Linked DNA regions of Homo sapiens: region 2 is linked to region 1. The links are chromatin loops, found by intact Hi-C in ENCODE. Cell type or tissue: PC-9. All regions are shown on one strand. Each heading gives the region's core, and the rest is flanking DNA. Links, peaks and the distances in the headings are about the cores only. Region 1 has its middle 440 kb from the start of LINC00924. Region 2 has its middle 370 kb from the start of LINC00924.

Region 1 (2,925 bases), core at 98-2,597:
TTGCCTATATATGCAAAATAAATGACTTAAGAAATTCCTAATACTTTTTTACATTCAGAGCATGACTGTACTGAATCACTTATTTACTCCAAATCATTGATGTCAGTGTCGGAGTCTTCACTTCCAGTATTGCACTCTATGCCGTCACAGGGCAAATGCCAAAACTGGGGTTCAGCCCAGGAAGCCACACGGGTTCTTGGCTTTGCACGGGAAGAAATTCAAGCAGGAGCCCACAGAGTAAAGTGAAGACAAGTTTAATAGATTAAAGGAATACAAGGGTGGCCACTCCATAGCAGACAGCCCCAAGGGCTGCTGGCTATTTTTATGGTTATTTCTTGATCGTATGCTAAACAAAGGGTGAATTATTTGTAAGTTTTCCAGGAACGGAGCTGGGAATTCTGGGAACTGAGAGTTCCTCTCCCTTTCAGACCATATAGGGTAACTTACTGTGTCCGGAGTTGGCTCCTTCCAGTGGGTTCGTGGTCTCGCTGACTTCAAGAATGAAGCCACAGACCCTTGCAGTGAGTGTTACAGCTCTTAAAGGTGGTGTGGACCCAAAGAGTGAGCAGCAGTTAAGATTTGTTGTGAAGAGCAAAAGAACAAAACTTCTACGGTGTGGAAGTAGACCCGGGCAGGTTGCGCTGCTGGCTGTGGGGAGGGGGGAGTGGCCAGCTTCTTTTATTCCCTGGCTTTGTCCCCGCCCATGTCCTGCTGATTGGTCCATTTTACAGAGCGCTGACTGGTGCGTTTTACAATCCTCTTGTAAGACAGAAAAGTTCTCCAAGTCCCCACTCTACCCAGGAAGTCCAGCTGGCTTCACCTCTCATTACAGATGTTGCCATGGCATTTGTAAGCTGTCATTACACTGGTGCCAGTTTCCTTTCATATCCTAATGTATTATAATTAGCACATAATGAGCAAAGAGAACAACCAGCGGTGGCTGTCATCACCATCTTGGTTTTGGCAGGTTTGGCCACTTCTTTACTGCATCCTGTTTTATCAGCAGAGTCTTTGTGACCTGTATATTGTGAAACCAGGCCTGCCGAATACCTATCTCAATGCCATAAAGGGAGATGGTGATGAACTCTTTTAAGAAAATAACTATGCACCACCAGTGCTGGACTCCCAGGCCAGCTCTGCAGTAATGAAGACGCAGCCTGCTCTTGACTCCCACTTCAGGAATGTTGCTAAGCATGCTTGATTTGTCATCTCACCCTACTCTCTCTCCCTACCTATTTGGTTTCTAATAATTAGAAGGGAGCTCACTATAGTTTCTGACATTTTTTTCCAAGTCATTAACAATCATTCTGCTAGTTTTGAGGCTGAAGATTTTGATGTTTACACATCTGCAAGCTGAGGCAATTAGACCACAACTGCCACCTGGAAAGCCATGATTATAAGATACCTTCTATGGTAGGGCACAGTCTGCTTTCAAGATTGTTAAAATGTGAGAAAATACTAGAATTGAATAAATATGGTAGTCACGTGTACTGAGTCCTTACTTGTGCCAGACATTGAATTAATAACTATAGATTAACTCATTTAATCTTGGTAACATGTCAAAGTAGATGTATCTACCTACCTCCAGAGGAAGAATTTCCCAAACCGAGGCTCTTGATAAGAAAAAAACTATAATCTGAACCTTAATTTGTCTAGTTCTCAGCGTTACAATATGAGGCTGTGGGGAGAAATAATCACAAGCAATTTACAGGCGGCAAAGGAAAACTCAAGGCTGTTGAGTGATTTTGCTTACTCTATGTGGCAAAATTGGGATTATTGTTCAATATTCTTTTACTTGGCCTATGAAGATGCAATCTAGATCTATGCTGTATGTAATTACAACCTACATTTCAGGTCTGGATTGTAAACCTTTCCCAAATAGAGAAATTGAACAGGGAAAATATGGTTGTGTTTTTCCTTTGGGACTTGTTGCAATGGCAATGCCAAATACAGAGAGTTACAAATACCTTTCTTCTTGCTGTCAAGAGGGTTACCTTGGTCAGAACCCCAAAGGCACGTTTCCCCGTGCTCCATGGTCAGGGTTGGGGTGAACACAGTATGCCCAGGTGTGAATCTTCTGTGAATTTCTCCGGAGTCTCTCAGTGTCACTTATATTTGGCTCACCTCTGACCCACCTTCTAGAAGGCTAGTCCCCTTCCTGAATATATACTCCTTCTTTCTGGGTCAAATGTAGAGAGAGTGAGGAAGTTAATTGGATCCTGGATATCCTTGTAAGGGTTTTTGACAGCTTCAGCTATTCCACAATTCCAGCCCACCGTTCACATTGCTATGAAATGAATACTTACACCCAGTGGTTAATCTATGTTTCTCCATTAGATCCTATCAACAAGGTGAAATTACCCATTAAGAAAAGCCTACCTTGAGGTGAAAAAAACATAGTTTTTCTGCTTCTGTTGCAAACCCCCACAGGAAACTGATGAATTCAATTTCAAACCCAAATTGAGAAATTTAAGCTCAAATTCCATTTCCTTTCAGCTCAAATTAGACATTTTTATGCAAATAAAATGAAATAAGGGCTTAAGGATGGTTTAAAAAAAAAAATTCACTGGGTATTTTGGACACCAAAAATGTTAAAAATAGTAATAAAAGAAGAGTTCAATGAGTTAAGTGTAAATAAATCAGGAACATATGGGTCAAATTTTCTTAATATACACTCGGGCTTAAAATTAAGTGAAATGTACAAGGAAACACTTTTTCTGGTGGTGATGAAACAAGAACATTTGAAAAGAAATTGGCAATATTTGAGAAATCTCAAGTACAGCCAATTCCGCCCATCTCTTGGTGACAAAAACCTGGAGACCATACAGTCATCATTAGGGAAGGGATACAGTGTCCTAATTGAGGACATTGGAGAAAGAATTTTTTTTTTTTCCGCAGAGCTTTAACTCTTATGTGTACATAATT
Region 2 (2,925 bases), core at 229-2,728, 73 kb before region 1:
TCAAATATTTAAGGTACAATTTTATATAATGCAACTTATTTATTCAATTAATATTTATGAAACAGCTACTTAAATGCAGGTAGTGTGTTAGCGAGGTGTCTCAAAGGAGGAAGGGTAGGCATAATACCAGCGTTTTGAGCTTACAGTCTTATTGGGGAAATTTGACAAGTAAGCAAGTAATTTTAATAATTTAAGATACATACATGCTAGAACAGGAGAAGGAAAGAAGTGCAGAAGGGAAGTCTCAGGACTTGTAGAAACCCATCTCCCAGGCCAGACATGAAGGCTTCCTGAAGGACTTTTGCCTTGGATTAAGCTAAGGGGTGCAAATGTGTTTTAGAGGAAGGACAGACAGCTTTCATGCAGCATGATTAGCTATGCAAAGTGGAGAAGGGCTGGGAAGGATTTAGAAAGATACCAGAAAAAGGAAGATAAAATAAGGGTTACTCTGCCAGGAGCAGTGGCTCATGCCTGTAATCCCAGCATTTTGGGAGGCCGAGGCGGGCAGATCACCTGAAGTCGGGAGTTTGAGACCAGCCCGATCAACCCCGTCTCTACTAAAAATACCAAAGTAGCTAGGCATGGTGGTGCATGCCTGTAATCCCAGCTACTCGGGAGGATGAAGCAGGCGAATCGCTTGAACCCGGGAGGCAGAGGTTACTGTGAGCTGACATCACGCCATTGCACTCCAGCCTGGGCAACAAGAGCAAAACTCCAAAACTCCGTCTCAAAAAAAAAAGTTACTCTATTCTAGTGCATCTACCTGCAACCTCATTTGCCCAGTGTTGCTGCGGATGAGTCAATTTTCTGAGTGACGCTTACACCATTCAATTGTCCAAACTCGACTTTTGTGTCAGTCATAGAGACATTTATCTTAAGGCATCACCTCATTCTTTGCCTTATCAAACAGTTCACCCTGATAATTTTTCTGCACTTGATGTCTTGTGCAAGAAATGAGAAGAATGAAAGTGTCTTATATTTCTACCTAATGTGTAATATGTATTACGCCATAGTAGTATCATAGAAGCTACTGTGAAAATATCTGCCTTATAACATTCTTGTAGTTGGACATCCTGTATGTTCAGGTCAAGTTTTCGCTAACAGAAACCCAGAAATACAGTGGGCTGAGCCTTGAATTTGGAGTGCTTATGTGAACTACAATCAAAACCTTCAAGTTTGTCACCATGCCATTATTAATGGATGTTTAACACCCTGCTAAGCTGCTCTACCACTCAGCTGTTTTCTTAAACTTGGTTGAATAACTGGTATTCTTCCTGCTCACAAAGTCTTTGTTAGTGTGCATATTGCAAAACCATCCTAAGTAAACAGTCTGTGTCATCTGTATTAAAGGGAAGTTATGCATGGATTAGTGTATAATAGCATGGGTTAGGGAGAAAAATGAGTCACCAAAGTAGCTGGTTCAAAGGAATAAATCACTAAATCATTATCTTGATGCCCGACTTAGGAAGCTTTAGCCCTCAAAGACATAATGTCTAAAATATAAAAACTACTGTATAAAGCCCAAGGCCCATCACTGTAGTCTGGTAGTTTATGATGGAAGACTATAGACTGTGCCTACACTTAACAAAACACAGGATTTAGAAGAAAATATGGAAAAAAGTATGATATTCGGCAATTTTTTTGCTATCTGAGGGTAAAAATCAGAAGCCATTGCCATACAAAATATATAGTAGGTAGGAATAACTTGCATTGCATATCAAGTACAGAAATATTTGGAAGCATCTTCCTGAAAAGGTTTTTATCCATTTATTGTATCCATTTTCTGTACATGGTGCAGAGGACACGTAAGATATACATGGCATCAAGAACATCACAGTCAGAAGCAGACTTTATGGATGTATCAAAGCCAATTCGTTACAAGAGGCTGTCTGTGGCACTGTTTTGAGAGGCATCCTGAGTACCGTGGTATCTACGGTATGCTCAGTGCTCAGCAGGAGAGTGCTGTGATCAGTTGGCCATGTCTAGCTGGGATGCTATGATGGAAGTGAAGACCTAAGTATCAGGTGTTTGACAGCAGCAATGAAGGTGAAGTGATAGTCATGTAAACAACGGTGTACAATAAAATGCAAATATAGAAAAGCACAGGAGGTGCTGTGGGAACCCAATAGTGGTAGGGTGGGTCAGGGAAGGTTCTAAAGGGGAGATGATACTAGATTTGAGTCTCTAATGGAATCAGGTGTGCATCAGGTTGATGACGGTGTGAAAGCCACTCCCAGGGAACACAGTAATACACACAGACAGAAAGATGAGAAGGAGCATGGAGCGTTCAAATACTCACAGCAGTTTAGCATTTCTAGAGGAGAGCGGGCAAACCGAAGTTCCCATGTCCAGTCTGTTTCCAGTTCCTGTTGACTTTAATTCCTAAATATTTCTCAAACTTATTTCCTTCTCTACATCCAGGCCACCACCCTGGACTCAAACTTCACATTTTACCTAGGCTATCACAGTGGCCTCCTGACTGCTTTTTGCACATCCACATTTTACTTCTCTATTTGTTTCCTTATTTGTTTATTCATTCAATGCTTTCACTGAAGGATATTTTACATATTATAAAACTCATTTATTTTGAGTATACAAGTCACTGGTTTTTTAAAGTAAATTTAAAGTGTGTGCAGCCATTATCACAATCCAATTTTAGAACATTTCCATCAGTCCAAAAAGATTTTTTGTGTCCATTAGCAGTAACTTCCCATTCCCTCCTCCAACCTCCATCCTGTGGCAAACACTAATAGATTCTCTGTCTCCACAGATTTGCCTTTCTGGATGCTTCATATATATGAACTCATATAATAAGCAGTATTGTGTGTCTGGCTTCCTTAGCATAGTGTTTTTGAGGTTCATCCATGTTGTTGTACATATAAGTACTTTATTCTTTTTTCTGGCAGAATAGCATACGATTGTATG

The links. Hi-C counts contacts between places; a loop is a spot of excess contacts. Peaks named below come from ENCODE experiments on the same cell type or tissue, not always from the same donor. Only the 100,000 strongest peaks of a DNase experiment are listed, where the experiment ranks them.
Region 2: a loop joins it to region 1, with 10 times the contacts of the local background. A loop is called at or near these places in 2 of 110 quality-filtered maps.

The regions. Positions count from the first base shown.
Region 1 is chr15:95,871,542-95,874,466 of GRCh38, forward strand. No RefSeq gene overlaps it. Among named protein-coding and RNA genes, the nearest start is that of LINC00924, 440 kb to the left of the region's middle. In PC-9, for the core only: no CTCF peak of the experiment used is centred there; a DNase peak (open chromatin) is centred at 1,130; H3K27ac peaks cover 2,007 bases.
Region 2 is chr15:95,798,676-95,801,600 of GRCh38, forward strand. No RefSeq gene overlaps it. Among named protein-coding and RNA genes, the nearest start is that of LINC00924, 370 kb to the left of the region's middle. In PC-9, for the core only: no CTCF peak of the experiment used is centred there; DNase peaks (open chromatin) are centred at 796 and 1,296; H3K27ac peaks cover 1,583 bases.